2 separate regions of the Homo sapiens genome follow, and region 1 is linked to region 2. A link is an interaction called in ENCODE POLR2A ChIA-PET data of the cell type or tissue named here. Cell type or tissue: PC-9. All regions are shown on one strand. Links, peaks and the distances in the headings refer to the core of each region. The heading gives the core; the rest is flanking DNA. Region 1 overlaps TMEM41B (transmembrane protein 41B). Region 2 overlaps SCUBE2 (signal peptide, CUB domain and EGF like domain containing 2).

Region 1 (9,722 bases), core at 3,805-6,304, 260 kb before region 2:
AAATGTAATGACAGTTAGGTATTTGTTATTACAAGATTCTGCAGAGACCTTTTCATGTTTGACCTACCTGAGATGTTTAAAGTGTGTTTTTAATTCTCTGTGTTCCAAAAAAGCATACATATCAATACGTCTGTGGGTTAATGAACTAGAGTATTAAGAGACAGGCATTCTTGGTTTATTGTTCCATCAGAAGGTACCTTTGTACTATATTATTATCCTCTTCCTTCCTGCAGTAAATTTCATAAGTAAGAGTTGAGCAAATCTCCTTTTTGAGATTAAGATGAAATATAACAAAGTTAGAATAACAGGGACTGATTGGAGGCCGGGCGTGGTGGCTCACGCCTGTAATCCTAACACTTTGGGAGGCCAAAGTGGGCGGATCACCTGACGTCAGGAGTTCGAGACCAGCCTGGCCAACAATGTGAAACTCCGTTTCTACTAAAAATACAAAAATTAGTTGATCCTCGTGGCGTGTGCCTGTAATCCCAGCTACTCCAGAGGCTGAGATGGGAGAATGGCTTGAACCTGGGAGGCAGAGGTTGCAGTGAGCTGAGATCCTGTCACTGCACTCCAGACTGGGCGACAGAGGCTGGGCCACAGAGCAAGACTCTGTCTCAAAAAAAAAAAAAAAAAAAAAGAAAAAGAATAATAGGGACTAGTTGGGAAGTTAGATTGTTTAGATTACTGAAAGTAGGAAAAGATAATTTAGTTTTTTATAGAAAACTTGCTAAATTTAATGAATAGGTAAGAATAATTTATATTTAGTATTATCAAAGCACTAACCTAAGCAATTCTTATTTCAACAGAAATTACAGGTAAATTATAAACAGATATTAAAATGCTTTGCAGACTGGGCACACTCATTCACGCCTATAATCCCTGCACTTTGGTAGGCCGAGGTGGGCAGATCACCTGAGGTCAGGAGTTCAAGACCAGCCTGGCTAACATGGTGAAACCCCCATCTCTACTAAAAATATAAAAATTAGCTGGGTGTGGTAGCACACGTCTGTAATCCCGGCTACTTGGGAGGCTGAGGCAAGGGAATCACTTGGACCAGCCTGGCCAATATGGTGAAACCCCGTCTCTACTAAAAATACAAAAAAAATTAGCCAGTGTGGTGGCACATGCCTGTAATCCCAGCTACTTGGGAGGCTGAGGCAGGAGAATTGCTTGAACCTGGGAGGTGGAGGTTGCAGTGAGCCGAGATCGTGCCACTGCAGTCCAGCCTGGGCAACAGAGCGAGACTCCTTCTCAGACAACAACAACAAAATGCTTTGGAAATACACTTCACATTATTTGGTTCCTTTTAGAGATAGGGTCTCACTGTGTTGCCCAGGCCGGAATCAAAGTTCTGTGCTTAAGTGATCCTCCTGACTGAGTTTCTTGAGTAGTTGGGACTATAGGTGTACACCACCACCACTCTGGCTCAGGATTTTTTTTTAAAAAATAGTATACCCTTCTTCTTTGGGCCTCTTACTTGTAAAAGTGGGCCAGATTTTAGCTTTTCAAACTTTAATGTGCATGAAGATCACGAGTATCATTAAAATGCAGATTTTTGCTTCAGTGGGAATCTGAATTTCCAGCAAGCTTCCTGATAATGCTGATTCATATAGTCTACCAAACATTCTTTGAATAGCAAGGAGCTAGTTGGTTTCTATTTCTCTATGTGTTCAACATAGAATTTAGTAATATCTAGTCAGGGCTCAGTGTTACATGCCTGTAGTGCCAGCTACTTGAGGGGCTGAAGTAGGAGGATTGCTGGAGCCCAGGAGTTCAAGTCCAGCCTCGGCAACATAGGGAGACCCTGTCTCTTGCGGGGGTAAAAAAATCAGCAAAATCTTACTAATGCCAATTGTTGTAGTGAGACAAGGGATAAAAATGAAGCTCATCTTTTATTTAGTCAAGACTTTTTGGTTGAAAGGAATAGACATCAGTTTAAACTAGGAAAAAAGGAAGATTGTTAAAACAAGAGAAAAATAATGCCGGGCGCTATGGCTCACGCCTGTAATCCCAGCACTTTGGGAGGCCGAGGCGGGTGGATCACAAGATCAGGAGATAAGACCATCCTGGCTAACATGGTGAAACCCCATCCCTACTAAAAATACAAAAAAAAATTAGCCGGGCATCGTGGCAGGTGTCTGTAGTTCTAGCTACTCGGGAGGCTGAGGCAGGAGAATGGCGTGAACCCGGGAGGCGGAGGTTGCAGTGAGCTGAGATTGTGCCACTGCACTCCAGCCTGGGCGACTGAGCAGGACTCCGTCTCAAAAAAAAAAAAAAAAACCGAGAAAAATAATATAAGAGAGAATCTCAACTGGCATTTATGAGCAAGAAATAGAGCTAGGCATTGGGGAAGTGGAACGTTAGAAATCAGCAAGTAGCTTAGCTATATTTCCCAATTCTGCTTCTCTGGGTTTCTGTTCCAACCTTTCTTGTTTTCTGATACATGTCTTCGGCGTACCACTTTGGCTTACTGTGTCCTCCACCATTTAACCTTTTAGCTCCAAGTCCCACTATCGCTTGACAACCAGTATCTCTTTTAGTTCAAATTATCAAGAGAAAATCTGGTCAGCCAGTAATGATTTGTTACTACTTGGGTGAGGTGTCCAACCCTGGGCCAGACAGTTTTCTGGGTTTGGGAGGGTAGAATGTTAGAATAGGGGCTACTGAGATTGGCCCCCTTATGGGACAGGGGAAGGGTGTTAATTCAAGAGAAGGGAGATGGGGCAGAGCAGCAATGACAGCTGTCTAATACACATTTGTAAACTTTTATGAAGAAGGATTTGCTAAAGAGAGTATAGGCAGTTCAGTACTTTTAGGATACTTCATAAACGCGTGTTTGAAAGCCACCTGTGCAATAGTTGAATCCATTCTAAGGGAACTAAAAATAATAAATCTGAATTATAGTATACATTTTTTTTAGGCTGGGGTGCAGTGGTGCGATCTTGGCTCACTGCAAGCTCCGCCTCCCAGGTTCATGCCATTCTCCTGCCCCAGCCTCCCAAGTAGCTGGGACTACAGGCGCCCACCACCATGCCCAGCTAATTTTTTGTATTTTTAGTAGAGATGGGGGTTCACCGTGTTAGCCAGGATGGTCTCAATCTCCTGACCTTGTGATCCGCCCACCTCGGCCTCCCAAAGTGCTGGGATTACAGGCGTGGGCCATCATGCCGGGCCATATAGTATACATATTTTTAAATACTCTTGAGTATTATCAGTGTATACAAGGGATAATGGTAAAATAAAAATTGAGTCACCCACTCCTACCTCTTCCCCAGTGAGTGCAATGTAAAGTTGTCCTGGCCTTCGCGCTATTGACCAGTTCCTGGGAAAACAGTCCCGTACTTTCTTCTGCTTACTGCTTCTGGAATCTCATTCCATACTTTTATTGTTAATATAATTTTTTTTTTTTTGAGACGGAATCTTGCTTTGTCGCCCAGGCTGTAGTGCAGTGGTGCGATCTCAGCACACTGCAAGCTCTGCCTCCCGGGTTCACACCATTCTCCTGCCTCAGCCTCCCGAGTAGCTGGGACTACAGGCGCCTGCCACCATGCCCAGCTAATTTTTTGTATTTTTAGTAGAGACGGGGTTTCACCATGTTAGCCAGGATGGTCTCGATCTCCTGACCTCATGATCTGCCCGCTTCGGCCTCCCAAAGTGCTGGGATTACAGGCGTGAGCCACCGCGCCTGGCCTCGTTCATATAATTTTTTAAGCTAATACTGAGATTACCTTTTGAGGGACTATAAATATTCTCCCATTGTTGGAGTTGCAGAGGTACCCAAAACATTTGAGATTCAAGTTTATATTCCGATGCATTTGGTATAAAGAGAAAGTATAACATTTCACCAGTTGCATTTGTGAATATTTATGTTCTTAAAACAGGTGAAGTAATTGCCAAATTACCTCATTTTTCCAAAGGGGCCATTTTGTCTATGCTGTTGGCTCCCAGTATAGAAATATGAAATTGACAGTATGATAAAATTTAGAGCATTTAGAACAATGTTCTTTTTTTCCCCTTTGGCTTATCAATAAACCAATGCTACAGAGTCTGGTGTTCTGCTTTTTCATACTTCTAAAATGGATATATCCCCCCAAAGTAATATATCCAGTTATTAAACTTCAAGTACTGTACAGTGCTTAAATATAATTAATTATTGTTTTTATTTTTTTAGACGAAGTTTTGCTCTTGTTGCCCAGGCTGGAGTGCAATGGCTCTATCTCCACTCACCGCAACCTCTACCTCCCAAATTTAAGTGATTCTCCTGCCTCAGCCTCCCGAATAGCTGGGATTACAGGCATGCACCACCATGCCCAGCTAATTTTGTATTTTTAGTAGAGACGGAGTTTCTCCATGTTGGTGAGGTTGGTCTCGAACTCCCAACCTCAAGTGATCTACCTGCCTCGGCTTCCCAAAGTGCTGGGATTACAGGCGTGAGTCACTGTGCCCGGCCCAGTGCTTAAATTTAATGTCACATCATTTTAGGCAAAAGCACACGCCATTTTCTGGAAGGAAAGCATGTACAGAAATTATTTGCTAGCATGTCTTCCTTTATATTTATCTTAATTATACTTTCTTTTTTCTTCCAGAAAAATCCTGGGTAGAAGCTGGATCAGCAAGAATGTCACTCCTTATATTGGTGTCCATTTTCTTATCTGCAGCTTTTGTTATGTTTTTGGTATATAAAAATTTTCCTCAGCTTAGTGAGTAAGTATACTGAGAGATAAACTGAAAATGTATAGATATTTATAAGATGAAAGTGGATTAAGGCCAAGTGCAGTAGCTGATGCCTGTAATCTCAACACTTTGGGAGGCCGAGGTGGGTGGATTGGTTGAGTCCAGGAGTGCGAGACCAGCCTGGGCAACACGGCAAAACCCATGTGGAAATACATACATCTATATGTGTGTGTGTATATGTATATTTAATATATTTATATACACACACGTGTGTGTGTGTGTGTGTGTATGTATGTATATATACTTTCTTTTTTTTTTTTTTTTTTTTTTTGAGACAGAGTCTTGCCCTGTCACCCAGGCTGGAATGCAGTGGCGTGATCTCAGCTCACTGTATAAGCCCTGCTTCCCAGGTTCAAGCAGTTCTCCTGCCTCAGCCTCTCGAGTAGCTGGGATTATAGGGGTGGGCCACCACACCCAGCTAATTTTTGTATTTTTAGTAGAGACGGGGTTTCACCATGTTGGCCAGGCTGGTCTTGAACTCCTGACCTCAGGTGATCCACCTGCCTCGGCCTCCCAAAGTGCTGGGATTATAGGCTTGAGCCACTGTGCCCAGCCTGGAAATATATTTTAGAAGGGCAAAATATCCCAGAGCTATTAAACCCTAGTAATACCACCCTGGTATAATCATAGATTATATGAAGGACTACTAAGATGTAGTTAGACTTTCAACCAGGGCCAGCCTGATGTGGTAATGGAGAACTGTGAAATGTGATATCAAAGTATCAGGAAGGTCATGTTTTCTCCAAATTGCCTTCCTTCACAATTTTTTTTTTTTTTTCTTCATTTGAGATAGTTTCACTCTATCGCCCAGGCTGGAGTAAGTGGTGTTGATTTTGGCTTACTGTGATCTCTGCCTCCTCTCCTGAGTTGAAGGATTTTTGTGCCTCAGTCCCCTGAGTAGTTGGGATTATAGATGTGTGCCACCACGGCTGGCTAATTTTTGTATTTTTAGTAGAGATGGGGTTTTAAACCTGTTGGCCAGGCTGGTCCCAAACTCCTGGCCTCAAGTGATCTGCCCACCTTGTCCTCCCAAAGTACTAGGATTACAGGCGTGAGCCACTGTGCCCAGCCCACAATTTTTTTTTTTTTTTTTTGAGACTGAGTTTTGAGATAGTTGCCCAGGCTGGAGTGCAATGGTGCCATCTCAGCCCACTGCAACCTCCACCTCCTGGGTTCAAGCGATTCTCCTGCCTCAGTCTCACGAGTAGCTGGAATTACAGGTGTGCACCACCACACCCGGCTAATTTTTGTATTTTTAGTAGAGATGCGGTTTTGCCATGTTGGCCAAGCTGGTCTTGAACTCCTGGCCTCATGTGATCTGCCCACCTTGACCTCCCAAAGTGCTGGGATTACAGGCATGAGCCACTGTGCCCAGCCTAGAGTCTTTTTAGTTTTATAAATTTCATAAGTAGGAACCTTTAGTTTACTGGGTATCTTACTGGACTTGAGAAAGAGGGGCTCACACCTCTTTTTTTTTTTTTTTTTTTTTTGAGGCAGGGTCTTGCTCTGTTACCCAGGCTGAAGTGTAGTGGCACAGTTATGGCTCACTGCAGCCTCAACCTCCTGGGCTGAAATGATCCCCTACCTCAGTTTCCCGAGTAGGTAGGAGTACAGGCATGCACCACTATGCTCTGCTAGTTCTTTAATTTTTTGTAGAGACAGGGTGGGTGCTGGGATTACAGGTGTGAGCCACTGTTCCCAGCCATAGGTCAGTTAAATTTTTTTTGTCATGTAAACAAATGAGGACTCAGGCCTTTAGTCCTAGCACTTTGGGAGGATCACTTGAATCCAGGAGTTTGAGAACAGCCTGGGTCACATAGCGAGACCCCATCTGTATAAAAAACTTTATTTATTTATTTTTTTGAGACAGAGTCTCACTCTGTCGCCCAGGCTGGAGTGCCGTGGTGCAATCTTGGCTTACTGCAGCCCCCACCTCCCAGTTCAAGCGATTCTCCTGCCTCAGGCTCCCAAGTAGTTGGGACTGTAGATGTATGCCACCATGCCCAGCTAATTTTTGTATTTTTAGTAGAGATGGGGTTTCACTGTGCTGCCCAGGCTGATCTTGAACTCCTGACCTCGTGATCCACCCATCTCGGCCTGCCAAAGTGCTGGGATTACAGGCCTAGGCCACTGCGCCCAGCCTATAAAAAATTTTGAAATTAGCAGAGCGGCCTGGCGCGGTGGCTCATGCCTGTAACCCCAGTACTTTGGGAGGCCAAGGTGGGCGGATCACGTGAGGTCAGGAGTTTGAGACCAGACTGGCTAACGTGGAGAAACCCCATCTCTACTAAAAATAAAAAAATTAGCTGGGCGTGGTGGCGGGCGCCCGTAGTCCCAGCTACTTGGGAGGCCGAGGCAGGAGAATGGCGTGAACCTGGGAGGCGGAGCTTGCAGTGGGCCGAGATCACGCCACTGCACTCCAACCTGGGCGACAGAGCAGGACTCTATCTAAAAAAAACAACAACTAGCAGAGCATAGTGGCACGTGCCTGCAGTCCCAGCTACTCAGTAGTCTGAGGTGGGAGGATCACTTGAACCTAGGAGATGGAGGTAATATTGAGCTATGATCGTGCCATTGCACTCCATCCAGCCTGGGTGACAGAGCATGGGAGCCTGCCTATAGAACAAACAAAAAAAAAGAAATGATCATAATATGCATGAAACACAAAGGTGATTATTCGAGGCTTTCCTAAGCAAGAAATCATTCAGTTCCAAACAAAGTGCCAAATATAGAGTAAAAGTACTGGAAAACTTGCAGTTTTTTGTGGACTTTGATCTGTGGTATTCAAGAAAATGTTTGAACTGTGAATTTGTTACATTTTTACTTAATTTTCATTGTAAATTATTATTTAGTTTATCATCAGGATTACCCAAAATGATGTTAAATGTTTTTAATTTACTAACATCAGTGGTTCTTTTTTTCTTTCTTTCTTTTTTTTTTTTTTTTTTTTGAGACGGAGTCTCTGTTGCCCAGGCTGGAGGCTCACTGCAGCCTCTGCCTCCCGGGTTCAAGTGATTGTCCTGCCCCAGCCTCCTGAGTAGCTGGGATTACAGGCATGCACCACCATGCCCAGCTAATTTTTGTATTTTTAGTAGAGACGGGGTTTCAACACGTTTGCCAGGCTGGTCTCGAACTCCTCATGTCAGGCGATCCACCCGCCTCGGCTTCCCAAAGTGCTGGGGTTACAGGCGTGAGCCACCATGTGCCTGGCCAGTGGTTCATTTCTTATATTCAAGTTAAAATTTGTTTCGATGTTGGAACAAATGCCTTTAACCCTTGGTTTGCGTCATCCAGAGCCTTCATATATAAATTACCTGTCTCTGATTCTGCTGAGACATTAAAAAGAAAAAATTGCCTGTCTCATGAAATTATATTAAAGCATTAAAAAATAATTTATAGCCGGGCATGGTGGCTTACTCCTGTAATCCCAGCACGTTGGGAGGCCAAGGCGGGTGGATCACCTAAGGTCAGGAATTTGAGACCAGCCTGGCCAACATGGTGAAACCCCGTCTCTACTAAAAATACAAAAATTAGTCAGGCATGGTGGGACGTGCCTGTAATCCCAGCTACTTGGGAGACTGAGGCAGGAAACTCACCTGAATCCAGGAGGTGGAGGTTGCACTGAGCCGAGATCGCGCCAATGCACTCCAGCCTGGGCAACAGAGTGAGACTGTGTCAAAAAAAATAATAAAAATAAAATGAAATTAATAATAATTTATAGGCCAGGTGCGGTTGCTCACTCCTGTAATCCCAGCACTTTGGGAGGCCGAGGCAGGAGGATCATTTGAGCACAGGAGTTTGAGACCAGCCTGGCAACATGGTGAAACTCCCTCTCTACTAAAAATACAAAAGTTAGCTGGGCATGGTGGTGCACGCCTGTGATCCCAGCTTCTCAGAAGGCTGAGGCAGGAGAATCGTTTGTACCTGGGAGGCAGAGATTGCCGTGAGCTGAGATTCCACCACTGCACTGCAGCCTGGGCAACAGAGCAAGACTCTATGTCTCAAAACAAAAGAAAAATTATAAACTTTTAAACTTAAACATTGCTAATTTAGACTTAATAGATCAAGGCATGAAATCATTTTGGATAAAACTTCATGTTGTGAACTTGACTTTGATATTATCTTGGCAAAATTCTGTTCTAAAATTTTTCACTTTATTTCTTCAGAGAAGAAAGAGTGAATATGAAGGTTCCCAGAGATATGGATGATGCCAAGGCTCTAGGAAAAGTTTTATCCAAATACAAGGACACCTTTTATGTTCAAGTACTTGTAGCTTATTTTGCTACATATATTTTGTATCCTTTTAACTGAAAAAATGTTTTCTAATTTTGTTCAAGAAAAAGTGTAAAAGGTCTGCTCTTCATTTATACATAACTATTTTCCTTTTAAAATTTGTTATTGCAGTGTGACAATATTAAATAATTGAAAAATTAAAATGGAAAAAAATTATCACTTTAATCCTATTTGCTGAACTAATTGTTTTTATGTCTGAATATTTATTAGAAGTTCTTTTGTATTCTGCTTTTTTCACTTACCAAACATTTTCCTTTATTGCATATTATTAAGATGTTTATTTTATGGGTTTGATTTATAATTGTATTCATTAACTGATGATACTAGTTTATATAATTATTTTGAATTAGTAGTCACCATAGTATTTTTATAATTGTTCTGTTAGGTTTGGAGGTATAATTTGTTGTTAATTTTTATAGATATGTATTATGAATCTCCTTTGTTCATGTTTTTTTCTTGCATTGTTTCTTTTGTAAAAATTCTTAAGATACTTATTCAAAGGAATGAATGTTTTTTACAATTTTTGATATATATTTTATAGAAATATATTACATTTTAACTAGTCAGGAAAATAGCTTTATTTCAAACTGCTTAGCTGTGGGTGCTTAATTTTGCATATTGTGGAGTTTAATTTTCATTTCTGATTTGTTAATATCTTTTATTCTTATCCAAACTGTTTTCCAGATCTTCTCAGT
Region 2 (9,722 bases), core at 4,139-6,638:
ATACTACTATCATGTAGCAGAGGGCGACAGGGATATGGAGAGCAGGGCTGCAGGGAAGTGGAATGGAAAGTGCCAGGCCAAGGTGAGGGGTGAGGGATGAGGAGCGTACTCCCCCAAAGTGCAGACTGTGGTCAGGGAAGGCCTCATTACAAAGTGTCATTTGGGCAGAGACGCAAAGGACAGCAAGAAGCAAGCTATGGAGATATCTGGGGGAAGAGAGTTTCAGGCAAAGAGAACAACAAATAGGAAAACCCCAAGGTACTGGAAGGAAGGCCAGAAGGATGAGAGCTGAGAGAGGCAGGGAGGGAGAGCAAGGGCAGAGCAGTAGCAGAGGGAACTCGAAACCAGGGAGGACCCTGATCCCGAATCTGATGAGAAAGGAAGCCAGTGGAGGGCTTTGAGCATAGGAGTAACTGACATGTTTTCAAAAGATAACTTTGGCTACTGTGTTGAAAGTAGACTGTAGGTTTACGTATGAATAGATATATCTTTTTAAAAAAATAGGCTGGGTGCAGTGGCTCACATCTGTAATCCCAGCACTTTGGGAGGCCGAGGTGGGAGGATCACTTCAGGCCAGGAGTTCAATACTAGTTTGGGCAACATAGTGACACTCTGTCTCACTATGTTGGTTGGTAGCACCTGTAGTCCCAGCTACTCGGGAGTCTAAGGCGGGAGGATCATCTGAGTCCAGGAGTTCGAGGCTGCAGTGAGCTATGATTGTGTCACTGCACTGCAGCCTGGGTGGCAGACCAAGAGCCTATCTTAACAAAATAAAAAACAAATATCAATACAATTTGAATAGTGCTATGTGTTGTTTTTAACTGTAGTTAGATCAAGAACATCTCTCTAACATGATAGCGGAGCAACCTCATTTCTTTTACAGCTTCCCAGGCTGTATTTGTTTGAAGACACCAGTATTGATTAGCCCTACCCCTACTGGTGAACATAGAAGTTATTGCTAATTTTTATATGGCAAATAGTGCTCAATGAATATCATTCTTTGTACACATGGCCAATATTTCTGAAGGATAGACTTGCAAAAGTACAATGGCCGACTCAAAGAACTTGCATATTTAAAACTTTAATAGATACTGCCAAATTACTTTCCCAAAAGATCATGCCTATGCATGTCGCTTCCAACGTTGGAAGCATCCTACATCTTTGCTAACATGGATTATTTATCATTGATCCTTTTCATTTTTGCAAATCTGGTAAGCAAAAAAAAAAAAAAATAGTCATTTTAACTTGGTTTTCTTTATTAGTAAGACTAAGCATGCTGTCTTATGCCTGTGGTCATTTGGATTCCTTCTTCTGAAAACATCTATATTCTTTGCCTATTTTTGCATTGAACTGTTTGTCCTTTGTATAGCATTAAAAAATAAATTTTAAAGTCCCAATTTACACCAGAGAAAATAATCACTTCTGACCAATTGTATATTTTCTTTCTTATCATTATTTTATATAGTAAAGTTTCATTAATTTGGCATTTGGGGACTTTGGGGACAGCCTGCTCTCCAAGTGACCTTTGTACCATCTGTGATCAATTTTAACAAGATGGCAAAAAAAAAAAATGATTATAGGGTCCAAGGAACAAATTTCTTAAGCTCTGTAGTACTTCATAAAGTTCTTCATGTCTAAAGAAAATTAACTATATGACATGGATGTCTAGCTATTGTACTTTCATAATACCAGCTAAAAGATAAATTATTTAAGAAATACACTGGATAATATATATGTGTGTGTATGCATGTGTGTGTATATATGTATGTATGTATGTATGTATTATATATACTGTATTTGGTTGTTTTGAAAACTTGCTGAGATTTTTAGAAGAAACAATCCAGACAACTGGCAAACTGGGAAGTATTTTAGTGCCTGGGTTCTTGAGAGACTAGGAACATTTAATTCCTTTTGTAACAGCTTACTGCTGTTCCTCTGCAGCAACCTTGGATATGTTGCTAAGGAGCCTCAACTTTATCTCTAGGTGACATGCTGCCATTGGAGGATTTACTCGGGAAGTGTCCAGGTCATATGTGTATTCTAGAAAGATCTCTCTGACTTTACTGGAGGGAGCAGAATTAGAGGCAGAAAGACCAATCTGGGGGCTTTTGAATGTGTTGCCTATGAGATACTGAGAACATGCAGGTCCTAGATAGAGAAACAGCAATGGGTTAGAGAAATATTTAAGAGGGAAAATGAGCAGCATTTGGGGATGACATGGATTGGGGACTGAGAAGGGGAAAGAGGTGGGCTGAGCTCAGAGGATTCTGATGTGGCCTGTGATCCTGGCACTTGCTTCCCATACATCCCTCATCTCACCATGCCCTGTTTCATATGCAGGAGGCACTGAGAAAACGCCAGGGGGTTGGTTGAATGATGAAATGAATGTGATCACTGGGGAAGAAATAATCAGAAGAGATTTATAGGAGAAGCAGGAAAAAAATAGGCTCTTGAGAGAGCATGAGAAAGGATGAAAAAGATACATAAAAGGAGGCTAAAGCCTGAATATTGAGTCAGAGAAACTGAGAGGAGTGCAGGAAGGCAAGGCAAGGAGGTTTTTGAGCCAGGGAGTGAAGCAATCAGAAAAAGAGTTTAGAAAGGTGCATCTGATGGTAGAATGGAAAGAGTGGAGGCAGGGAGGGACAGAAAGCCAGGGGAATCTTGGAAGGTTACTGCGGCAATCCAAATAAGAGACGGTGAGGATCTAAGGGACATTCATGCCATGGGGACGAAGAATAGGGGATAGAGAGAAGGGACACAGCTGTAGGATGCTGCCGCTGAGTGACAGGGCAGTGAGGAGAGAAGCCAGGGAGAGCTGTGATTTGGAGCCTTGGTGCCTGGGAAAATAGAGATGCTTCTGTAAGAGGAGTAAAGCCAGAGGCCAGGGAGAGAAGTGCTCCTTGGGCAACAAGATTTCTAGGCAGAGGTGTCCATGGGTGTCTGGGAGTCTAGCGAAACAACTTCTTCTCTTCATGTCCAGCCTAACTTGCCTAATCCCGAGTCTGTCCACACAGGCTCAGACCTGCCTCCTGTTAAAATGGATGGGCAGCCCATGCCTCTAAGGCCCCCCTCTATCTTGCACTCAAGCTGGAGCCTGTTCTCTCTCAGCTTCTTAAGAATGTTGCCCATGCTGTCCCCATCAACCCCTCCCATCTCAGAATTCTTCTCCTCTGCTAGATCATTTCCAACATCACACAAACCCATCTCCTGTCTTAAAAACCAAACAAACCCTCCATTGACTTCATGCATCTCTATAGCTACTGCCTCATTTCTGTGTCCCCCATTCTGTGTAGAACGAAGCTCTTTGAAGGAGCCGTAGTCATACTGTCTTTGCCTCCTTACCTCCCATTTCTCTTCAGTCTGATTTTCATGCCTAACCTCTCCACAGAAACATTTTCCAAGATTCCTAACCACCTCTGTGATGCCGAATCCAGTTGCCTTTCCTCACTCCTCATGAGGCATCCTCTCTGCTGATCACTCCCTCTCCTGGAAACACTTTCTTCCTGTGGGTTTCAGACACAACACACTTCTGCTTCTCCATACCTCACTGGCTGCTCCCTTTTCATTTTCAATGCTGGTTCCGGTTCCTCCCCTACTTTCTGATTATCCTAGGGTTGAATCCTTCGTCCCTTCCTCTGTCTTCACACTCTCCTTGGTGACCTTACCCAGTGCCATAGCTTTAAATACCACCACATGCTGGCGATTCTGAAACTGCCCTCTCCAGCTCCTTTGTCCCAGAGATGCTGAACATTTAAGAATGCACACACACACATTCTCTCTCCCTCTAAGTAAAATATATATGAATGTTTACTTATTTATAAACTATATACTTACACTATTGGCTAGTACACTATGTTCATCACAAAAGACAGAACAAGATAAAGATTAAACAAATTTAAAAATAACTGGCTAGCATCTTAAGGTAGAATCTTTACAATTGGGCGAAGTTCATTATTGATAGTGGTGGTTGCAAATCCATTTGTCCTATAGTCTTTTTGACTATTGCTAGTGCTTTAGGTGAACTCTTGACAGACCAGATTAAATCGTAACTGTTTCTGTCTCATGATGTAGTTTGACAAAGAGGTAATACACTAGTGCCTCCTTATAGGCAGTTTTGCTTTCTGTGGTTTCAGTTACCTGGGTCAACCATGGTCCAAGAATATCAAATGGAAAATTCCAGAAATAAACAATTTGTAAGTTTTAAATTGCCCACTCTTCAGAGTGGTGTGATGAAATCTCGTGTTGTCCTGCTCCATCCTGCCTGGGATATGAATCCTCCCTTTATGCTGCGTACCCACGGTGTATACCCTCCCCATCCTGCCTGGAATATGAATCCTCCCTTTCTCCTGCGTACCCACACTGTGTACCCTCCCCATCCTGCCTGGGATATGAATCCTCCCTTTCTCCTGCGTACCCACGGTGTATACCCTCCCCATCCTGCCTGGGATATGAATCCTCCCTTTCTCCTACGTACCCATGCTGTGTACCCTCCCCATCCTGCCTGGGATATGAATCCTCCCTTTCTCCTGCGTACCCACGCTGTGTACCCTCCCCATCCTGCCTGGGATATGAATCCTCCCTTTCTCCTGTGTACCCACGGTGTATACCCTCCCCCATGTTAGTCACATAGTAGTCATCTCAGTTATCAGATTGACAGATCACAAGAAGGGTGAGTACGGTACTATAAGATACTTTGAGAGAGAGACCACATTCACATAACTTTTTATTATAATATGTTGTGATAATTGTTTTATTTTATTATTATTGTTAATCTCTTGCTGTGCCTAATTTATAAATGAAACTTTATCATGAATAAGCACGCATAGGAAAACCCCTAGTGTATATAGGGTGTGGTACTCTCCGAGGTTCCAGGCACCCACTGGGGGTCTTGGATGGGAAACCTCCGCTCCACTGTGGACACGGGTGGCTGCTGTGCTAGGAGCAGAAGATGCACCCACGGGCCCTCTCCTGTGGTGCGGACGCGCGTGGCTGCTGTGCTAGGAGCAGAAGATGCGCCCACGGACACTCCTGTGGTGCGCATGGGCTCGCGTCACGTTTACGCCCTTCAGTCGGGTGTTCTTTCCGGGAATCCATCAAAGCTGCTTTCTATTTTGTGATGGTTAGTTTAGTTAAAAACACGATCATATAGGTCAGGACATCTCATTACCCAGGCATAGCTAAGCTGTAACTATTCTCTATGTATTGAGAGGCGAGAGTCAGTCAGTGCCCTGCGCCCGAGTTGTGGGTGCCAGTGCTTCTCTTTTCTTGGCGACCCTGGCTCCTCACATGTGTCTTGTGCCTCACAGAGATGGAGACTGGCTGGGAGGCTGCTCTTACACCATATTCTAAACCAGAGGAGCTTCGTTTGTTTCTTATTTTAGGTGAAAATTCGTAGGCATGGGTGTAGAAACGTGCTCCCACCCGGTGGATCATCTTGTCAACCCCCGAGGTGTAGTATTCCGCCTCAGAGACCAACAGTAGAACCCGTGCCTTCCTAGTGTCCGCACTTGGATGGCCAACTGGCATCTCAAACTCAGTGTTTCCAAACAAAGCTTCTTATCCTCTCAAGCTTCAAATCAAATCAAACCAGCATCTCAGTAAGGGGCACCTCGCCTCACCCAGTTGCTCAAGTGGAAAGCCTGAGTCATCTTGACCTCTCCCTTTCTGTTGCGTTCCTCATCCAGTCCGTGTGCAAATCCTGTCAGCTCTGCCTTCAGGTAATTTCCTTTATCTGACCAGTTTTCTCCTCCTCCGTTATTATTACTGCTCTGTTTCAAGCCACCGTCATCTCTAGCTCAGTCTGTTGTACCAGGCTCTGAATTGTTCTCCTCAGCCTTGCCTGGCCTCCATCTGTTCTCCACACAGCAGCCAGGACATCTCTTAAAAACATAAATCAGGCTGGGTACAGTGGCTCACTTTCGGATGCCGAGACAGAGGACCACTTGAGCCCAGGAGACCCTATTTCTACAAAAAGTTAAAACATTAGCTGGGCATGGTGGTGCAAGCCTGTAGTTCCAGCTACTCAGGAGTCTAAGGTGGGAGGATCACTTGAGCCCAGGAGGTTGAGTCTGCAGTGAGCCATGATCACTCCAGCCTGGGTAACAGAGCGCAACCCTGTCTCCTAAACGAAAAAAGAAAAGAAAAGAAAAGAAAAGAAAAGAAAAACATAAATCAGATTGTGTCACTGCCCCATTTCAAACCTCCAACATACTTTGGGTAAGGTCTAATTTCCTTACCATGGCCTTCAAGCACCCATGTGATCTGGCCCTTGCTTGCTTTTTAAAGTTCCTCTCTTATTGCCCTACCCCCTTATGCTGTGTTCCTACTACACTGCCTTTCTTGCTATTAGGCAATCTCATTGCAAGGCTATTTCCTGTTTTTTTTTGTTGTTGTTTTGTGTTTGTTTGTTTGTTTGTTTTTTAGACAGGGTCTTGCTCTGTCACCCAGGCTGGAGTGTAGTGGTGTGATTTTGGCTCATTGCAACCTCCGCCTCCTGGGCTCAAGCTATTCTCCCACTGGCATGCACTACCACGCTCAGCTAACTTTTTAAGGTGATTTTGGAAAGACGAGGTCTCACTATATTTCCCAAGCTGGTCTTGAACTCTGGGCTCAAGCAGTCCTCCTGCCTCAGCCTCCCAGTGTGCTGGGATTACAGGTGTGAGCCACAGCACCCAGCCTGTTTCCCACATTTTATTCTGGTCTCTGTTCAGAAAGGCCTTTCTTGGCCACAGTTCTAAAATAGCATATATACAAACTCCATCCCTACCCCCTCTTTGTAATCTTCCCCTGTTTTCCTTTTCTTCATCATACTACTACTTGCATTCTATTACATACTTATTTGCTTGCTCATTGAGATTTATTGCTCATTTATTTACTGCCCTGAGAACCCCATTAGAACAGGGTCATGTCTCTTCTCTGCTGTGTCTCCAGCTCCTAGAACGGTACTCAGCACATAATGAGTGCTCAATAAGTACTTATTGAATGAATGAGTAAATGAATCTTCACAGGGACAACAGATGAAATCCCAAGGATAGTAGATAACATTAAGAGAAAAGAGGGCAAAGGGCAAATCTTTGGAGAAATATTTAAATTGAGGGCAAAAAAGGCACTCTAAAGGAAGTGAAATTTCAGCTCCAGTTAACTAGGCATGAAAAGAACATAGTGTGCATTTGGGAACCCAATAAGGAAGAAGGCATCAAGCTGGGCTCATTTCTCTGCCTCAACTACAGGAATGTTTTTAAAGAGCAAACCTGAGCACAGGTCAAAAACCTGGACAATGAAAAATCAATCTCTCAGCCCAAGAAGGACTGTCCCCTGTTATCATGGGGGCAGTCATTTAAAGAGAGCTCAAACCAGGATCCTGAGGCCAACTCTGCCTGGGGCATCAGCACCTCTGGACTGGGACAAAGCAGCAGCCCTGGGGCACCCTGGGAATCCACGTGGGCTGCTTATGGCTCTTCTTCAGAAGTCAAGGCGTGATTCTTAAGAAAGCAGTCAAATACTAGAGGGTGACCCCTTTTATTAGGTTCATCATCTTAGCCACAGAGAGACCATAGTGTTTGTCTATAGCCTGAAATACTCAAAGGCCACAGTGCTGAAAAGAGGCGGAGGCTTCAAGCTTCTTTGTCGCCATTAATCCTCATCCTGCTGGTCTGTCCCTTTTGCATCAGAAAAGCTTTCTCGTATCTTTTTTAAAGAAGGAGAAAAAACAGCTGTGTGGGATTTGAGAATGAGATTTTAATGGTCACTGAAGGCACACAAAAGCTTTGCTGTGATAGTGAAGTGTTCTGGGGGCAATTGACTCCTTTGTCCTGGGCAGCAAAACAAGCTGGCTGCTGAAGGAGAAGAGAGAAGCCACTGGAACGTGTGATTGAGGTCTCTGCAGGCCAGATTCTCAGCACATTTGCAAAGAGCGGTTTTCAGGCATCCCTTCATGATATTTCAGAGTTGCCTTTTAGTGTTTAGCTCATTTTTACCTTGTGAAAGAATCAAATATATTTGGGAGGTGCTTGGCATGAATTATTTCTGCAGGTCTTTCTCTCTGGAAGGAAAATGGACACTGTGACTGACAATATGAGTTTGTTTATGTGAAGCAGGCCTTTCATTGTGAGGAAAAAGAACTGGTGCCCTCTTTTCCACAGGGCAGCCTGAAGGGTTTCTTGGCACTTCGAGCAGTTAAGAAATGGCACAGAGGTGGGATATTGTGAGGTCTCTCTAAAGGTCACCTTGCAAAGGCTGTGGAGGTTGAAAGAGTTCTCAGCAGCAGGGACAGCAGAGCAGCAGGAGCCCATCCTGGTCCCTGGCTCAGTGAGAACCAGGCCTGGTGTTGTCCACCTGCTGAGGACATCTGTTTTCTGCCAGAGGAACCATGATGGAACAGACCATGGTGATGTGACTCTACGTTATGATTAATGGGGCTGTTGGAATCATTGTCACCATATCGGCACTTTCCCTTCCGTGGATGAGTATTGTAAAAACAGCTCTTCTTCAGATAGAAATGGCTGAGCAGAGGGGCTCTGGACAGCCTTGGTTTTACCTGCTTCATGACAGGTGAGCTCCTTAGAGCCATGAAGGAGTTATTCTCTGATATACTGGCCTGCTACAGACACTGAAAGAGTCAAGTGGGACACAGGGTAAAACGTGAGTTCGTAATACAGAATTCAGCCCAGCTTTACATGAGAGATGGGCTGGAACCAGAGCGATATGGAAACCATTATCCAGTAGGGCTGCATTTAGAGAAGAAGTCTGGAATTATACTCTATTTGCCATCAGTCTCATTATAATATTGTTTGCCAATAAAACAAGAGTTTGGTTCACTTTTAATTTTTTAAAAATATAAAATTGTAGTCGGCCATGGTGGCTCATGCCTATAATCCCAGCAGTTTGAGAGGCTGAGGCAGGTGGATCACCTGAAGTCAGGAGTTCGAGACCAGCCAGGCTGGCATGGTGAAACCCTGTTTCTATTAAAAATACAAAAAATTAGCCCGGCATGGTGGTGCTTGCCTGTAATCCCAGCTACTTGGGAAGCTGGGGTGGGAGAATCGCTTGAACCCAGGAGGCGGAGGTTGCGATGAGCTGAGATCGCGCCATTGCACTCCAGCTTGGGCAACAAGAGTGAAAACTCCATCTCAAAAAATCTATATATATAAAATTGTATTTAAATGATACATGAATGTTGTAAAAGAAAATCCAAGAAATATGAGTATTAAGATTTAGATATTTGGATAGACTTTATTAATTGGTTACATTGAATTGTAGAAATAATATTTAAAATGTGGCATATTTTTTGCTTACCATGATCCAAAAGCCTGATTTTTTTTTTAAGATTTTGGAATGAATAATGAAAAGACATTTTTATTTCTTATAACAGAGAACGTTCCCATGTTTAACCCTAAGAATATATATGCAAATTGCATTTGTAGAATAGGATGAAAACCGATCTCCCTTGTTACAGACACTGGAGAGCTGTAATAGTTAACTTTATCATGTAATTTTTTTCTATTTCTTGGCAGCTTACATATAGAGAATGTTTGTTCCAGTCAAACTCTCCTAGCCCCATAGAGAATCCTTGATAAAGTCTTCAACTGCACTTAAATCTGCCCGTTTGTTAAATAACTTTTTTCCCTTTTAAACTCAAAGCTCTTGATCTTACAGTACCATAGGAGTATTTCACAAATTAGCTGTGGGACTTTGGCCAAATTATTAACCTCTCTAAGTCTCTG

Evidence for each region. ChIA-PET counts read pairs that join two places held together with the same protein. Peaks named below come from ENCODE experiments on the same cell type or tissue, not always from the same donor. Only the 100,000 strongest peaks of a DNase experiment are listed, where the experiment ranks them.
Region 1: POLR2A ChIA-PET joins it to region 2 with 23 read pairs; 3 of 35 experiments call an interaction of 5 or more read pairs at or near these places.

What each region holds. Positions count from the first base shown.
Region 1 is chr11:9,294,566-9,304,287 of GRCh38, reverse strand. It overlaps TMEM41B (transmembrane protein 41B), which reads left to right. Exons shown (of 7, transcript NM_015012.4): 2 at 4,587-4,704; 3 at 8,901-9,029. Among named protein-coding and RNA genes, the nearest start is that of TMEM41B, 15 kb to the left of the region's middle. In PC-9, for the core only: no CTCF peak of the experiment used is centred there; no DNase peak of the experiment used is centred there.
Region 2 is chr11:9,035,313-9,045,034 of GRCh38, reverse strand. The region is part of intron 16 of SCUBE2 (signal peptide, CUB domain and EGF like domain containing 2); the gene reads left to right. All of the region lies in intron 1 of NRIP3-DT (NRIP3 divergent transcript), which reads right to left. Among named protein-coding and RNA genes, the nearest start is that of NRIP3-DT, 36 kb to the right of the region's middle. RefSeq lists a silencer at 5,740-5,789. In PC-9, for the core only: no CTCF peak of the experiment used is centred there; a DNase peak (open chromatin) is centred at 5,634.